Regions from separate parts of the Homo sapiens genome. Here regions 1 and 3 are each linked to region 2. The links are chromatin contacts, found by Hi-C or POLR2A ChIA-PET in ENCODE. All regions are on one chromosome and are shown on one strand. Each heading gives the region's core, a stretch centred on a gene start or an enhancer-like site at or near the end of the contact. The rest is flanking DNA. Distances are from core to core; before and after follow the strand shown. Region 1 holds the start of LINC01366 (long intergenic non-protein coding RNA 1366). Region 2 holds the start of PANK3 (pantothenate kinase 3). Region 3 overlaps DOCK2 (dedicator of cytokinesis 2).

The links. A loop is a pair of places that touch in the nucleus more often than their neighbours do. ChIA-PET counts read pairs that join two places held with the same protein, here RNA polymerase II (POLR2A). Pooled maps may share reads with other maps.
Region 1: a map of natural killer cell shows a loop between it and region 2 (16-fold over the local background). The contact joins the promoter of LINC01366 here to the promoter of PANK3 in region 2. A Hi-C loop is called at or near these places in 2 of 168 maps with a recorded cell type or tissue (CD8-positive, alpha-beta T cell and natural killer cell), 4 of 37 single-sample maps with no recorded cell type and 10 of 50 pooled maps.
Region 3: a loop to region 2 is called in a map of IMR-90, with 5 times the contacts of the local background. The contact joins the enhancer-like site here to the promoter of PANK3 in region 2. A Hi-C loop is called at or near these places in 1 of 168 maps with a recorded cell type or tissue (IMR-90), 1 of 37 single-sample maps with no recorded cell type and 6 of 50 pooled maps. POLR2A ChIA-PET finds 5 or more read pairs at or near these places in 1 of 52 experiments (CD8-positive, alpha-beta memory T cell).

What each region holds. Positions count from the first base shown.
Region 1 is chr5:170,330,081-170,332,780 of GRCh38, forward strand. LINC01366 (long intergenic non-protein coding RNA 1366) reads left to right here and starts at 1,313. Exons shown (of 2, transcript NR_108025.1): 1 at 1,313-1,497. RefSeq lists enhancers at 616-1,815, 1,380-1,549, 2,615-2,700.
Region 2 is chr5:168,578,102-168,580,801 of GRCh38, forward strand. It overlaps PANK3 (pantothenate kinase 3), which reads right to left and starts at 1,267. Exons shown (of 7, transcript NM_024594.4): 1 at 1,155-1,267. The coding sequence starts at 1,182. RefSeq lists enhancers at 995-1,064, 1,155-1,698 and a silencer at 1,215-1,544.
Region 3 is chr5:169,804,516-169,807,215 of GRCh38, forward strand. The region is part of intron 26 of DOCK2 (dedicator of cytokinesis 2); the gene reads left to right. Among named protein-coding and RNA genes, the nearest start is that of DOCK2, 170 kb to the left of the region's middle. RefSeq lists enhancers at 806-855, 986-1,035. Within about 2 kb of position 1,256, at least 3 of the 41 ENCODE cell types and tissues checked have a DNase peak (open chromatin) inside an H3K27ac peak, as active enhancers do; they include IMR-90, where a contact is called at or near this core.

The DNA of each region.
Region 1 (2,700 bases), core at 63-2,562, 1.8 Mb after region 2:
AATAAACAAAGTAGGTGAGTGAGAAGTACTGTAAAGTAAATTAACAGAGCAATATCCCAGAGGGTACTACTTTAAAAGGAATGGTCAGGTCACCTTACAAGAAGGTGGCCTTTGTGATGAGTCCCAAATGATAAGAAAGGAAGCAGCCAAACAAAGAGAGACAGAAAGTCCTGATGTGGGAATGAGCTTTGTGTGTTTGAGGAACAGAAAAGAACAGAGTAAGCAGAGGAGAGGACAGAGATGAAGGCAGGGAAGTTAGGGAAAGTGTAAGAACTTGGAAAATACAGGAAACTCAGCAACAGCCAGACCTGATTTTGAATCCTTTCTCTAGCATTCATCTCTACACGTATGACCTTAACCAAGTCACCGCACCTTTCTTAGCCCCCATTTCCCCATCATGGAATGGGGACACAAGTACCTATGTCATTGGGCTTAGGGGAGAAAGTTCGGTAAAATGTCTGACACATGATAGATTTTGACAAACATTATTTCCTCTTCTTTTCTTGCTTTAAACATATAATGATGCTGTTACCTTAAAAGTTAGGTTATGCCATTAGAAGGCGCCTTTGTTCTTTGCTCTTGTTCTACCAAAATGAGAAAATGGCAAAAATCGCAGGGTGGGTCTCAGTTCTCCATTTTGTTAATATCCAAGTTGATATTTCCCTTTTGCGACAGTAACAACAACATGCAAACCAAAAACTGAAACAGCTTCAGTTCTGTGCCCTCAGGATCCAGCGTGGGACTCGTGAGAACCCTCCAGAGACAGCCACATTTCGAAGCAAGTGGCACAGGCTTTGCAGAAGGCACACTGGGCCCCTCTCAAAACTCAAGCAGCAAAGATGATGAGAGAGCTGCAGACTTCGGGGCGTGGAGGATGGGACTAAGCCGCAGAGTGCCTTGTCTAACATGTTTTAGGAAGCACCCTTCTCTTTCCCGACTCACATGGGGCAGCTATAATAATTCAGCTTCACGTGGCTGAATTATTTTCTGTTTTCACTTGGTTCTTTTTTTCTTCTCCTTTAAGAAAAAAAAAGTCCAAATAGGCTTTGGGCCACACTGGACTACCTAGTAAGGGGGATAGATGATCTAGATGATTTGAGAGCTGGTTTTCTGAAAAGCCAGGGAGCTCTGGTCTTGAGAAGACTCAGTAGCCAGGAAGCTGAGGAACACACACACACACACACACACACACACACACACACACAAACACACCCCTTCCTGGCTCCAGTTCCGCACCACCCCACACCCCCAACACCGGAAGTAGATTTCTCAATAGGCAGGGCTGGGTATGAGTCACAGGCAATTCCGTTTTGTTTGGGACCATGAGACCTCCCACTCCTGGGGCCAGAAGGAGTTGCTGAGAAGGAGCTGTGGTTCTGACCTTCAGGGGAATTCCCACGTCTGTATGGTGGCTCGTGAAGAGCATGGTTCCTTTTCTCAGCCCTCTTGAGGGGCGAGGATGCTGAGGACTGAAGTCGGTGGGGCTTGATGCATGTGGTGTGTGGATGGTGTGGGGAGGTGGGGAAGGAGGACTAACATGAATGGTGTGAGGTCTTTCAGAGGGGTCTTCCCAAGGTCACATAGTTGACGGGGGGTGAGTACTCACACTCGTGCAAAGGTGGGGGATAGGAAGGGAAACTGAGGCCATTAGTATTTGGCACCATAGCTGGTCTCTGAGGCTTTCAAATGTTCCCCCAGGAGGTTCAGCCTCTGTGGGGAGAAGCCAGGGGAACCCCATGGCACATCCCCAGCCCTGCCTGCTACCCGCCTCTGCCATCTCCCCTTCCCCTGGGCTATGAGGGGAGGTAATGAGACCTGTGACTCATACAGTGCTCTCCTTTTCCCTCCTATCAGCTCAGACTAAGCAGAGAAGTGGGCAGAGCTCTTTCACCAGAGGTGGAGGGGCCTGTTGGGGAGGGGACCCACCAAATCCTTGGGGGTGGTTCTCAGCTCCCCGGAGATAGGGGAGATGAGACCTCAGGAAGGCTCTGATCAGGCGTCTTCTGTTCTCTTTCCTTTCTTGGGTGGGAATGATGCTTCCCACTTTTGTGGTCCACCTGCAGGCCGCCTTTCATCCTTCTTCAAGTCACAGAGAGACAGAGAGGAGGGGACGAAGGACGAGCCATGGGGTTTTGAAAGCAGGCACAGCAGCAGGGGTGCTGCCTCCAGGGGTCTGCTCTGCCAAGAGTTCCTGTCCCAGGTGTCTACAAAAACAGTCAAACTCTATAAAATACTTGGAGATTTATTCTGAGCCAAATATGAGTGACCAATAGCCCGTGACACAGACCTCAGGAGATCCTGCCCAAGGTGGTCAGGTTACAGTTTGGTTTTATATATATTAGGGAGATACAAGAAATAAATCAATACATAGAAAATGTACGTTGGTTTGGTCCGGGAAGGCAGGACAACTCAAAGCAGAGGCTTCAAGTCATAGATACATTCAAAGATTTTCTGATTGACAATTGGTTGAAAAAGTTGTATTATCATCTAAAGACCTAGAATCAACAGAAGAGAATGTCTGGGTTAAGATGAGAGGTTGTGGAGACCAGGGTTCCCATTATGCAGAGGAAGCCCCAGGTAGCAGGCTTCAGAGAGAATAGGTTGTAAATGTTTCTTATCAGAATTAATTCTCTCCTGGAGCACGAAAAGGAAGGGGATTCTCTTCGAAATATAGATTTTCCCCACAAGAGACAGCTTTGC
Region 2 (2,700 bases), core at 17-2,516:
AAGAACACTGTATTATGAGTCAGTCCCCTTAGAGTTATGAACCACATAGCACATGGTTGGTACATGCTTGGAAAAGTTACTCTGGGGCTAAGTTCAATTTCCTCACCTGTGAAGTTAAGACCAAATTACCTTACAGTTATATAGGAATTTGTAGTTTTCACAGGGTTTTGGCTTGTTGCCTCTCAGGTGAGTTTTACAGGAACCCCGATAGGCGGGCAGGGAAGGTGTCAGCGCCCTGTTTTATAGTTGTGGATTTCTTAACAGTTAAAGAGATCACATGAAACACTGTAAAAACAGCAAAAGTATCAATACGACTCTAAGATGAGCATGAATCCCCACGTTCCTAGTCCTTCTGGGAGGCTATACTTAAAAAGAGTGACAATCACAATGGCTGGGTGATTAAATAAGTCAATTACTGGAATAAAAGGTTTTTAAAAGACTAAACATAAAAGGAAGCAAATGAAAGTCGACCTTTCTAAAAGCATAGTCAGAATTTAAGTACATGCATAGAAAAATATCTACGGGTATTCACCATAATATTAATAGCGGTTCGCTCCGGGTGCGGGGAATACGGGTGACTTTATCTTTCTTGTTTATCTGCGTTTTCTAAAACAAACATGAACTAGTTGATATTCTAAACAAAAACAAGCCAAAGCAATTACACACTGGCAGACTGCATGCACGTACGTTTGAAAGCTCCAACTGTAACAACAGTGACAACTCCCAGGAACCCACCGGCATTTCAAGGACACAAGCAGGAAGCCCGGAAATCCCTAAAAACAGGTGCTAAAAGCCGCCAGCGCAACCTGACAGCCGCGACCGCCTCTTTTCAACCTGAATTCAGGGGGAGCTGGGAGAGGAGACTAGTCTGGTTTGACAAAAATCAGAATCAGAAATTCCCTCTGGCACCTCCCAGATCTCGAAGAGAAAGTGGGAGGAAAGGCTAGGGGGCGGCAGGCATTCACCATGCATGAATAGGGGGATGGGGAGGACGGAAGCCTCGAACTCGTGGCTCAAATGGTCCCTCCGCCCCCATACCGGACGAAGCGCCGGCGAGGAGCGACGGGCTTGGAAGCCGACCGCCCAGCCAAGGGGCTTTCAGACGGGGCCCAAGGGTGCCCTCCCAACCTGGCGGGCCCCAGCCCCCGTCTTACAGGGTTTCTTGGCATCTTTGATCTTCATGGCGTCGGCCCGAGGGGCGATGGACGGCCTCCGATCCGGGGCACTGAGAGCAGAGGCGGCGACTCCGGAGGTGGCTGGGCCGCGCGGCGAGGCCCGGCCGGTTCCTCCCCTCAGGCCGGGCGGGGCCGGCCTAGGGCGGGGCGGCGGCGCCTGAGGAGATGCCCGGCCCAGGGGGCGGCCCCCCACCCCCGCGAGGGGTGGCCGGGACCGAGCAAGCTGGGGAAGGCCGCCGGCCTCGCCGCTCCGGGGCCCCCCCGCAGCCGCTCCAAACAAAAGGCCCCGGTCCCCGGAGCCGCCGCCACCGCCGCCGCCGCCGCACTGAGAAATAGCCCGCCCAGGCCGAACGCCCACGTGACGCGAGCCCCCCCTCGCTCCGCTTCCGCCCGGCTGCTGGGGATTGTAGTTCTCCGGTTCGTGAGGCCCCGCTCTCTGGCTGTAGTTGTGCAGGTGGACTACAAAGCCCGAGATGCATCGCGGCCCCTCCTCCGAGGCCCCTCAGCTTCCGCAGATCGCCTCAGAGTGGTCCCAGCGAGAAGAGGGCTGGGTCTTAGTCACGCCAGCGAGGAGGCGACCAATGGTGACTGAGATGGGCGTGCTGGGGAAGTCGGGCTCAGACCTCAGCAGGTCGCGGAGAGAAGGGGGAATGAACTCTTCGAGAGGACTGTCATGGCTGTTCGGCCATTCTCAGATTTCCCCTTGAGACAGGAAAGCTGGTCGTCAGGCCATGGAAAGCGCTACAATCAGGGCTCTAGAGCTGTGCTTAAGATAGACCCTTGAGTACATTGGCGGATTAAAATTATTCACAAAGGAATCCTTTTGCTTAATAGAGACACCTTGAATGTTAGGGTCGGAATGATGACAATAGCAGGAATAGAGGTAACATCTATGGAACGCGTTATGTTCATGGGACTCTGCTAAGCACTTTGTGTGATTTACTTAAATTCAGGGGCCTTGTGGACCACGTGCAATTATTCATTTTATTGTCACTCATTTTGAAGATGGGGCACGGTCTGAGGAGTTAAATTGCTTGCTGAGCATTCTTTTTGCCACCGATCCATATTCCCCTGGGGCCCTCCAGCCCAGCTCTCTCCTTCTAAAGGGAAAACTGACTCCCAGAGAAGAAAATTTAGTTGCTCCAGTTCTCACAGTAAAGCCAGGACACCCTTTCCCCTTGCCTCCTAGAGTCTTAGTCCTCCAGCTGGAATGGGAGAAGATGGCATTGGGTATCTTCTCTTGGCCTTCACTTTTGTTGCCCAGTTAGATGGCCAGGAATTCTGTAGTTTTTACAATAGATGGATAGAGGGTTGGCAGTAGAGGATTGGGCATTCCAGTCAAAGAAACCCGCTTACCAAAGAGCCTTACTGCCCCTTCTTGCAGATGATAAGCCAAGGGATGTGAAGAAGGACAGGAGAGGACACAAGCTACCATTTATTGAGTACATACCAAGGGCTGACACTTTGCAAAGTGCCTTACTTTTAAAATTTAAATTTAATCCTCCCAACTACTTTTTGAAATACA
Region 3 (2,700 bases), core at 6-2,505, 1.2 Mb after region 2:
CAAGGAAGCCTACACAAAGGAGGTGAAGCTTCAGCTAGTGTTCAGTGGTGAATAATTAATGATCATATCTCTATTTGTTGGTTTCTAGGCACTGTGCTAAATGCAATCTGCGCATTCTCTCTGCTCACCCTGATCCTAGATACTAAGGCTTATTATTCCCATTTTAGAGATGAAAAACCTGAAATTCATAGACTTCATTAGCATTCAAGGCCAAATAAATAGAGCAAATAAATGTCAGGGTCAAAATTCAAACACAGGTCAGTCTGATTCAGACTCTGTGTAATCACAGGCATAGGGGATACAAAGGCATGGTCTTTTTCTTTCTACTCCTACCTCATTTAATGGAAAGACAGTATAATAACCAAAAGCTTAGATATTCTAGATTCATTCAGATGATGATGTTAGGGTGATGATGTTTCTATAAGGACATTCAGTAGCCAGCTGTTGAGCTGGTTCCAGTCTTAGCTATTTGATCTTTTTAAAAATTGTTTTTTTAAAGGGAGATTTCAGTCTTACTCATAGTGTAGAAACATGAGGGTTTGTCTATTATTTCTGTGGTAACATCCTATATAATGTTGCCTCAGCCAGGGAGGTTGATCATGCCTGTGATCCCAGCATTTTGGGTAGCCCAGGGAGGAGGATTACTTGAGGCCAGGAGTTTGAGACCAGCCTGGGCAACATTGCAAGACCTCTGTCTCTACAAAAAAAAAAAAAAAAAGGAAAGAAAAGAAAAGAAATTTGCCGGGTGTGGTGGCATGTACCTATAGTCCTAGCTGCTTGAGAGGCTGAGGTGAGGGGATTCCTTGAGCCCAGGAGTTCAAGGTTTCCATGAGCTATGATCTTGCCACTGCACTTCAGCCCAGGTGACAGAACAGACCCTGACTCTCTGTCTTAAAAAAAAATTTGCCTCTTTCTGTTGAAAAGCCAATCCACAGTGTTTTTTACATTTTAGTAATGCTCAGATCCCTTTAAATGGGGAAAAAAATGTGGGTCCTTGGGAATATGCCAGTGGCCCCCAGTTTGGGGGATCCAGTTATAATGTGCTAATTGTCAAGTTCCTGGTTTGGTGGAAAGATGGCCCCAGTTCACAGTTATTTGTGAAGTAGGATGCTGAGGCTCTGCCCATCCCAGGGGAGTGGCCCCCTAGAGCTCTACCCTGACAGGCTGTCACCCTTTTGCACATTCCCTGACATCAGACACTGGTGAGAAGAGGCTGCTTGCTGTCTTACACACCCTCGATACTTAGGGCTTCAAAGCCAAGAAGTGAGTGGGAGGCTCTGAGCTCCCCGTGGGGGATTGTGGCATCTGGACTTGAGGTGTGTGGGAGGTGCGTGTCACTCTTTACCGCCTCTGAGTGCAGTGCTCTTATAATGAATTCTGACTGTGGGGACTAACCCACCCCTTTCTCCGGGTGAGCAACTGTCTTTGCTGGATGAGTTATTAAATACTGTTATCACCATTGAATTTGGTAGAAATTTTGATGCTTTTGGTGAGCTTCACATCTCACCTCTCCTGCTCATGAAGATGGAAATCTCTCTTCTTTTCTCAAAAGCTTCTTCAATGAATAGGAGGCATTCAGTAGCCATGATTACTTTGAGCTAAACTGAAAATGAGAGGCCCAAAAGTACCTAAATTTCTCATGTTCTAATATATAGCGGCTCTCAACATTGCCTCATTGCCTGCATAGTCATATCACCTCGAGAGTTTTTTTTTTTTTTTTTTTGAGCCAGGTTTCTGCTTCTGCCTCCTGAGTAGATACAACTATAGGTACCAGCCACCACACTTGGTTAATTAGTTAATTAATTAATTAATTTGTAGAGATGGGGTTTCACTATATTGCCCAGGCTGGTCTCAAACCCCTGGCCTCAAGTGATCCTCCTGCCTTGGCCTCCCAAAGTGCTGGGATTACAAGCCACCCGGGGAGCTTTTTAAAAGTCAAACTAGCAGGAGTCAGCCAAATGGGTAGGAAGATGGGGTGGGTCCCCGGTGAAACCCCATCTCCAAGCCGAAGAGTTTAAAACCTGAAAGTCAAGCTGTATGTTAAATCCTCAGACTGGATTGAGAACTTGTCCTACCATTTGGCACACTTTCCTCTGATTGATCCCCACCCTTCGCTTATTTTACATAAACTTACCTTTTCCTAATTGGTTTTCTACACTGTCATGCCCACCTTTGAGTGGTGTCTTCCCTTTAACCTTTTTTTGCGTACTAACAAACAAATCGGCAGTCCCCATTCTGAGTCTATAAAAGGCCCCAGACCCAGTCACACAAGGTGTGGGGAGGGACGGGGAGGGGACAACTTTCCAATCTTGGGGTAGGGGAACCAGTGCCCCACCTCCACCCCCCACCATCCCCCCGCCCCCCCACTGAAAGCCGTTTTCACTGCTCAAGAAAATTATTCTCCGCCCTCCTCACCCTTCAATGCCCCACGTATCCTCATTCTTCTTGGGTGCGGCACAAGAGATCCGGAACCGCTGAATATGGGTACAAGCTATAACATAGTTGGTGAGCTGGATGGGCTGAGTGAGACCTGGGCAGGGCGTCACTGGCTGGGGGTCCCCGGCTTGCAAAGCGACTGAGAAGAAAAATCTTGCATCAAAAGCAGTAATACCTAGGCCCCTGTCCCAAGTATTCTGACTGAATTGGTCTGGGGTGGGTGGGGCACTGCAATGAAAAGGTGATGATTACCAGGTGATGCTA